Linked DNA regions of Homo sapiens: region 1 is linked to region 2. A link is an interaction called in ENCODE POLR2A ChIA-PET data of the cell type or tissue named here. Cell type or tissue: Panc1. All regions are shown on one strand. Links, peaks and the distances in the headings refer to the core of each region. The heading gives the core; the rest is flanking DNA.

Region 1 (4,393 bases), core at 249-4,248, 1.6 Mb after region 2:
TTGAAGATGTAATCAAGAAACAAAAGTACAATGTTTGAATAGAGACCAACTAAAGATGGCTGGGACTGGTTCAGTCTACATGTAACTGAAAGGTAAATCAGTAGGAAAAGGAAGCAATCTCTTGGTTCAAGATGAAATAGAAGTCATAAGAATTCTATAAATTTAAATCAAGTTCACTGAAGAGAGCTAGGAGTCAGCTACTGTTTGCTACAGATAATATTCAGTAAGGAGCTAACTGCTAATGCACTGGCCTGGGGAAGTGTTTAATGTCAAATAGAAACCAACACTAGTAAAACACTTCCAGGAGGTAAGAATTTTTTTTTTTTTTTTTTTTTTTTTTTTTGAGACAGAGTCTTGCTCTGTCCCCAAGGCTGGAATGCAGCAGCGTGATCTTGGCTCACTGCAACCTCCACTTCCCAGGTTCAAGCAATTCTCCTGCCTCAGCCTCGCTAGTAGCTGGGATTACAGGCACACACCACCATGCCCAGCTGATTTTTGTAGTTTTAATAGAGATGGGGTTTCACCATGTTGGCCAGGGTGGTCTCAAACTCCTGACCTCAGGTGATCGGCCCACCTTGGCCTCTCAAAGAGCTGGGATTACAGGCATGAGCCACTGTGCCTAGCTGCTCCTTCTTTTTTTGTAACGGACCTGGGAGATCTTTACAAATGAGGGAAAGACTCATTTCTTTGAATAGGGCAGAATATTAAAGACTAGCCAGCCCTCAGGCTTATGGCGGTTGCTGCTATTCTGTTGAACGTGAACCATAGCCTTTAGAAAGGAGCAAGTCTTTGTGGGATACACAGGACTTGAAGTGCATCAAAGGGGTGGAAACCCAGCTGACCATGATACCCTCAAGTGAGTTTTTCCACTGAATTTGATTATTTTCTCACTTGGTACTTCTTTCTGGGCTTTTTAAGCAGCCCCAAAGCTCTAGGTGATTTTACTTTTGTAATTGTATTCTCTTGGGAATGCTCATTCCTGATTGTTTCAGTAAACAGCCTTGAACTCCTGGCCTCAAGTGATCCTCCCACCTCACCTTCCTGAGTAGCTGGGACTTCAGGCTGCAGAAACTTTTAAGAGAAAATAGAGGGAACAGAGCCAAGCTCATTTTTTGAGATTAAGATAAACTTGATATCGAAACTAGACTTGTCACAGAGAGTGCAAGAGGGGGGAGTTATCTCCCAAATCCAAGTTCTGCCTCTGGATTATTAGACATGGCCTCACTGTCCTTGATCTGCAAGGAATTTATACTGATTATAGCATTAGTAAAACTTATGTTCTATTCATCATGAAAAGTCATTTTTTAAAGATTCCAGAATTATTAGAGGCAGCAACAAATTGAAAGGTTGTACACCTACACCTGCTGTTTGAAAAACACAACTTACCAAAGCCAAACAGAAGAAGTATGTAAACTCCTATGTCTAGTAATAGGTAGAATCTGTAATTTAAAACTTTCCCACAAAAACAATTCCCAGTTCCTGATGGCTTCACTGGTGAATTCTTCAATGAAAGGGAAAAGTAACACCAACACTACAGAATTTCTTTTTTAATTTTAGGGACAGATTTTTTTTTTTTAATCTTAGTGACAGAGTCTCACTATGTTGCCCAGGCTGGAGTGCAGTGGCTATTCACAGTCACGTTCCAGTGATCCTCCCACCTCAGCCTCCAGAGTAGCTGGGACTACAGGCTACAGAAACGTTTTTTTTGTTTTTTTTTTTTTTTTTTTTGGGACAGAGTCTCGCTCTGTCACCTGGGCTGGAGTGCAGTGGCGCAGTTTCAGCTCACTGCAAGGTCCGCCTCCCGGGTTCACACCATTCTCCTGTCTCAGCCTCCCTGGTAGCTGGGACTACAGGCGCCCACCACCACACCCGGCTAATTTTTTTTTGTTGTATTTTTAGCAGAGACGGGGTTTCACCCTGTTAGCCAGGACGGTCTCGATCTCCTGACCTCGTGATCCGCCCGCCTCGGCCTCCCAAAGGGCTGGGATTACAGGCGTGAGCCACCGCGCCCGGCCAGAAACTTTTAAGAGAACAAAAATAAAGGGAACAGAGCCATGCTCATTTTTTGAGATTACAATAAACTTGATACCAAAAGTAGTCTAAAAAATTACAAAAAGTAAAACTACAGGCTCATCAGTCACATGAACACAAGCCCAAAAGTCATTTTTAAAAACAGCACACTAAGCGGGGTGCAGTGGTTCATGCCTGTAATCCCAGCACTTTGGGAGGCCGAGATGGGAGAAGTGCTTGAGCTCAGGAGTTCCCTTTATTTTTGTTCTCTTAAAAGTTTCTGCAGCCTGTAGTCCCAGCTACTCAAGAGGCTGAGGTGGGAGGATCACTGGAACTTGACTGTGAATAGCCACTGCACTCCAGCCTGTGCAACATAGTGAGACCCTGTCCCTAAGATTAAAAAAAAAAAAAATCTGTAATGTTGGTGTTATTTTTTCCCTTTCATTGAAGAATTCACCAGTGATGCCATCAGGAACTTGGGATTGTTTTTGTGAGGAAGTTTTAAATTATGGATTCTATTTATTTCATAAATATAGGGGTATACATACTTCTTATGTTTGGTTTGGTAAGTCGTGTTTTTCAAACAGTAGGTATACAACCTTTTAATTTGTTTCTGCTTATAATAATTGTGGAATCTTTTTTTAAAAAAATGATTGACTTTTCATGAGTAGAAGATAGGTTTTACTAATACTACGCTCAGTGTTAATTCCTTGCAGTTCAAGGACACTGAGGCCCTGTCTAACAATACAGAAGAAAAACTAGGATAGTGGCAAGACTAGCCTGGGGAACAAAGAGAGACTCCAGTTCAAAAAAATAAAAAATTAGCCAGGTGTGGTCACAGCTGTGGGATCACATTCTGTGGTCCCAGCTACGCGGGAGGCTGAGGCAGGAGAATAGCTTAAACCCAGGAGGTGGAGGTTGCAGTGAGCCTAGCTTGTGCCACTGCACTCCAGCCTGGGCGACAAGAGTGAAACTCTGTCTCAAAAAAACAAAACAAAACAAACAAACAAACAAAATATATATTTATATATAGAGAGAGAGAGGCTGCCTAGAGAGGAGTAATACACTAAACTAGCAATGCTAGTTTCAATTTAGGGTGAATTACTTCAGTAGAGAACCAAAGTACGTGCACTAGCCTGAATATGTTTATTTAAATTAAAAAAATTAAAACTTAAAAAAAAATTAGAGATGGGGTCTCGACATGTTGCCCGGGCTGAATCCAAACTCCTAGGCTCAAGCAGTCCCCCCGCCTCAGCTTCCCAAGTAGCTGAATAAGCTGATTAAGTTGTTTTGTTTCTCTCAGGGAGTGCACAACAGGTGGAGGGAGGAGGCAGGGGTGTGGGGATGAGAGCACCTTCCCAAGAAAAGGCCTGGAAGAGTTTCTAACAACCAGGAAAGGTCTGGGGCACAGCAAAAGGAACTGGCCTTTGCCTCTAGGAGAAAGGAATGCCTCCTCCCTTCTTCCAGCCTCCCTTAAGAAAAATACCCAAGAACGCCCCCAGCCCTGTGAGCACAGAGCACTGGTGTGAGTTGTTTACTTGTTAATGAGTTTGCACCACTGTCTGCATGTAATGAGTCATTCAGGTCATTCTGGGATGATGCTGGTATGCACAAACCCCTCCTTTAATCTGGTTGGCTAGTTCAGAATAGACAAGTTTTAACACTGCTTCCTTCTCCCATCAAGAAGTAAAGCCCAGGTTCTGAGGAACAGACTCCATCTGGAGACCATGTTTGGTGAACCTGAGCTTGGGGAAAGACACGGCTTCAAGCCTCAAGTCGTTTTGCCCCTTCCTGTGGCTGACAGCATCAGAGGTCAGGATCACAATGAATTTTACCATTTTGATGGGGATTTTAAAACATGACTGTTTAAAAGACACTGCTTTGAAAATTTTTTTTAATCTTGATTTATTAAGCATTTATTTCTTGATAAGATTTGAATTATAACCTAATTGATAGACTTAATATTCTTCGGGGCTAAGACTACATGAGAAAAAAATGTTATACAGATTTTTTAAATGATTCCTGGGCTTAAGGAAAAAATTACTTTTAAATCCTTACCAGTCTCCCAGATAATTAATGAGCAGGTGCTGGCTGGGAGTGTAAAGATTTTTAGGTCTTATGACCTCGTGGCCGCTTGGTCCAAAAAATAAGTTTACTTGCCTCCTTCCTTATTCTTACCGGATAGAATGAGACTCGTTTAAAACATCTCGTTTAGGTTAGAAAAGAAAATGGGACACCATATTTGTAATCGACCTAACATTTATAAGTACCTGATTTAAATGAACTTTACCCAAAGCACAATCCACAAGAGGCACTTCAAATTTCACTGGAGCACAGCCCTTTGTGTTGTAGAATAATGTAGAATAAAATGGCTTTCTTTTTT
Region 2 (4,393 bases), core at 325-4,324:
CAGAGGGAACTAGGGAGTGGGAATGCGGGAACTCTGTTCTTTCTGCTCAACTTTTCTGTAAATTGAGAGCTGCTCTAAGAAAAAAAGGCTGTTAATTTTTTTAAAGGCAGCTGTATGGGAATGAAGAGGACTCAACTGAGAGCCTGCATCAAGCTCTTAACTCTGACAAGGCCATGTGAAATATAAGTGACACTGTCCTTATTTAGTGACCCCTGAATCACCACATAGCTCATGGTATGGCTTATTTTGCTCTAATCTTACAGTAAAACAATTCCATATTTGAATAAATGTACTTAATTTGGTTTTATCTTTTCCAGATTCCAGAACACTTGCATCAAGATTTGACATTTATATTTGTTTCCCTGCTTGATGAAGGACTTCATTTACTTAATGTTTTCATCTTGTTGTCGGACAGATAATACACAAACAGGAGGAGATTTTGCAAAATAATTCCATCATTTTTCATCTGCCAGAAGAGTATAGAACTTGTCCCCAAACTCAGATGGAATTTCCCCTGCCAAATAGCTTGTTAAAACTATACCTTATCACTGAACTTTTCGTTTGGAATCATAAGCCAGACTAAATAGAAATTTAGCAAAATTTCTAAAACTTTCACAATGTCAATTCTGTATTCAACTCACAAATGCACACACAAAAGACCTAGCATAACCCTAAATTGCAGAAAACAAACAAACATCCTTCTATGACACTGACAATGTTCTTCTAGTGTGTATCTCACAGTGGTTTTATTTCTGCTAAAGCACGGTTATGTTTAAATTCCCTGTTTTACTTTTCTGCTCCTGAACTTAGATTATGCCGAGCAATTTGCCTCTCTCATTCCCTTCTGATCTATTGGGGTTTACAGTGCCTGTGAGACCACTCTATAGCAGAGGGAGCATCATAGAAGTTTGACAATAAGATCCCCCTCATATCTCAAAGCTGGTGAAGAGATGAAACCCTTCAGTGAGATGCTAAAAATGAGTCTGCAGCTGCCTGGGCTCCCTGGGTAGCCTTACTGAAGCAATCCCACTCAACCGTGACATCTGAACACCGACGTGCCTTTGCACAGGGTCTTTCATCTAATGAACAAAGCTACAGCAAGAGCCTGTCTGCACCCACTTGCCCACTATCAATGGATGGCATTAGTGGTCACACTGTCTTCAAGACCTCCATTGGGCTGCTCCCTGGCTGGATAAACTCATGCTCAAGTTTGGGGGGGTGGCTATAATAGTTTTAACTTCATTATGTCTGATAAGCACCAAGCCAATCAGAATGTAAACAAATGCTGAGACTATGAATGAGAAGGTGCTGTGGTCTGAATATTTGTGCCCCATTTCCCCCCAAATTCCTATGTTGAAATCCTACCCCTCATTGTGATGGTATTACGAGCTAGGACCTTTGGGAGGTAATCAGGTCATGAGGGTAGAGACCCCATGAATCAGATTAGTGCCCTTATAAAAGAGATCTTTGAGAGCACTTGCCCCTCTTTCAGCCACAAGAGGATACAATGAGAATAAGTCAGTCTGCAACCCGCAAGAGTACCTCAGCAGAATGCAACCATGCTGGCATCCTGACCTTGGACTTTCAGCCTCCAGAACTATGAGAAGTCAATACCTATTGTTTATAAGCCACCCAGCCTATGGTATTTTAATACAGCAGCAGGTGAAGACAGAGGGAGGTATGGTCATGCAAATAATAATAAAGATGATCTTTTTAATTGAAAAAGGATGACAAGAGAGTACATTTATATGTGTATATGTGCATGTGTGCACAGTCTTTGTATATGTGGATGTGTATATGTGGCCTTAGGAACAGTCTTTAGAACCCAACCTGTCAGGAAGGATACAGGTGTCTGTGTCTACGAATTCACTTCTGTTGATGTCTTAGGCAATTTTCTGTTGCTTATAACAGAATACCTGAACCTGGGTACTTTATAAAGAAAAGGAATTTATTTCTTACAGTTATGGAGGCTAAGAAGTCCAAGGTCAAGGGGCCACATCTGGTGAGGGCCTTCGTGTTGGCGAGGACTCTCTGCAGAGCCCGAGGTGGCACAGGGCATCCCATGGTGAAGGGGTTCATTGTGCTAGCTCAGGTCTCCCTCACTCTCTTATAAAGCCAGCAGTCCCACTCCCGTGATAACTCATTCATTCATTAATCCATTAGTGGATTCATCCATTCATGAGGACAGAGCCCCCATGACCCAATCACCTCTCAAAGGCCCTGCCACTCAATATTGCCACATTGGGGATTAAGTTTCAGCATGAGTTTTGGAGGGGGCAGATATTCAAACCATAGCAGTCGGCTTTGGGAACTGCAAGGATTTGGATTCAAATATGGGAGAATCAGGAGACCCTCCTGAGATGCTCGTTGGGAACAGAGGGTGTTGGAAATAGGGGCAAAGCAAAGTGAAACACCAAGAAGAAACATCTGTGCAGTGAGTGCTTGGTGCAGGCACAGCAGGGACATGGGCTCGGAGCTGCCCTCTGACGGCCAGGGTGAGTGTGGCCTTGAGCCCCACACAAGAGGGCAGAGCTGAGGGAGCTTTATTCAGTTAACAACTAACAACTAGTCCTTAAAAAGTACTTAGCAAGTGCTGGGCTCCAGCATCCTGGGAGGGTTTTTCGTGTAGGCTGTATAAGGGAGGAACAGTGATTGTCATTCCACTTTAAACATTGGACAATGGAGGCACAAAGAGAGTAAGTAACTTGCTCAAACTGTACAGTGGGTAAACACAGGAGCTGCCATCGCAACCCAGGCTGTCTGGCCCGAGTCTTCATTCTCAGTTATCACACTGTGAATCCAGCCACTTGTCAAGAGTGAGTACAATGTAATTCTTACCATATCTATTGTGCTAATTTTATTATTTTGTTTTAGCAATTATAAAATAGTTATGAGAGGTGGTAGGAAGAAGAATGCTTACTCCCCCCACCGCCCCCCGCCCCCCGCCAAAAAAAAATGTCCATGTGCTAATCCCTGGATCCTATGGTATATTAGGTTATAAGCAAGGGGAACTAAGGTTGCTGATGGAATTACGGTTGCTAATCAGCTGAATTTAAGATAGAGAAATTATCCTAGATTATTTGTGTAGACCCAATGTAATCACAAGGGTCCTTAAATGTGGAAGAGGGAGGCTGGAGAGGAGATCAGAGATATTCTTTATGCAAACTTGACCTGCTGTTGCTGGCTTTGAAGATGGAGGAAGGGGCCATACACAAAGAAATGTGAGAAGCCTGGAGAAGTAGAGAAAGCGAGGAAACGAATTCTCCTCTACAGCCTCCAGAAGGGAAGGCAGCCCTGCCAATGCCCTGATTTTAACCCGGTAAGACCTGTATCAGGCTTCTAACCTACACAAGTATGAGATAACTTTGCGTTGTTTCAAGCCACTGTGTTTGTGACAATTTGTTATAGCAGCAATAAAAAACTAATATATAAGGAATATATATTAGTTGAGACAGTGAGTACTCAACAAATACTTTTGAATACTCACTGTCTATCAGGCATTCATGTGTCTCCTCATTCTATCCTTACGACAATCCTAGAAGAGCACCATTATTCACCCCATTTTAGAGGTGAAGAAACTGAGTTATAGAGAGGTTATTGCTGACTGTGGGTTTGTGGAGCATACCTGCTTCCAATGAGGGTTTGCAGTTAGAGAGAGGGGAGGAGAAGGGGGGCTTACAGACCATGTCAGAGGCTCTGACTCTTCTAGGCTGAGTTAGGAGACTCATGAAAGAGAAGAAGCTGGGTCACGCAGAGCATGGCTGGGTGCCTCGAGCCGTCCTGGCTCCTGGTCCCAAGGCATCTCTCCTGGACCGTTTCTTCCTTTGCCTGATTCTCTCCCAGGCCCATGAGCTCACAGCTGATCCTCCTCCAAAGCAATGCTGACTCTCTACTGCCTGGCTCAGCAGCTGTTCTCTGCATTGAATCCAGCAGTGTGAAAATGTAAAATCAGGATGCTGGGGTTCTAGTCCCCACTCTGCCACTCGAGCGCAATCTGCATGCATTTTCCTGGGCCTCCATCGTTACTCCTGGTCAAGGGCGTGTCTGTGCAGGCAGCTGAAGTGCACGAAGCCCGATGCCTGCAAACCTCCAGACAGCTTTGCTTTGGCCCTTGCAGTGACTCACGGTAATTAAATCGTATTCTTTTCTCCTAATGAAGGTACAACAGTGATTAAACTGCTAAAAAATTATTTTTTTAAAAAAAAGAGAGTTGGAAATTGCCTTACTTTGCCCCCATTTTTTTCCAATGAAATTTTGAAAACAGTAAAATCATAAGAGACAAATAAAAACTTTGGAACCAAAATTCCCATTACAGTCTCCCAGAGGCTACTTCTTTGTGAATTTCAGACTACTCCGGAGAATTATTTATTCCCCAAAACCAGTTTTTTAAAAA

Evidence for each region. Peaks named below come from ENCODE experiments on the same cell type or tissue, not always from the same donor. Only the 100,000 strongest peaks of a DNase experiment are listed, where the experiment ranks them.
Region 1: POLR2A ChIA-PET joins it to region 2 with 6 read pairs; 1 of 35 experiments calls an interaction of 5 or more read pairs at or near these places.

The regions. Positions count from the first base shown.
Region 1 is chr10:125,902,466-125,906,858 of GRCh38, reverse strand. The region is part of intron 1 of FANK1 (fibronectin type III and ankyrin repeat domains 1); the gene reads right to left. Among named protein-coding and RNA genes, the nearest start is that of FANK1, 8.1 kb to the right of the region's middle. In Panc1, for the core only: no CTCF peak of the experiment used is centred there; no DNase peak of the experiment used is centred there; H3K27ac peaks cover 1,779 bases.
Region 2 is chr10:127,491,148-127,495,540 of GRCh38, reverse strand. No RefSeq gene overlaps it. Among named protein-coding and RNA genes, the nearest start is that of NPS, 56 kb to the left of the region's middle. In Panc1, for the core only: CTCF peaks have their summits at 2,271 and 2,486; a DNase peak (open chromatin) is centred at 2,515; H3K27me3 peaks cover 1,530 bases.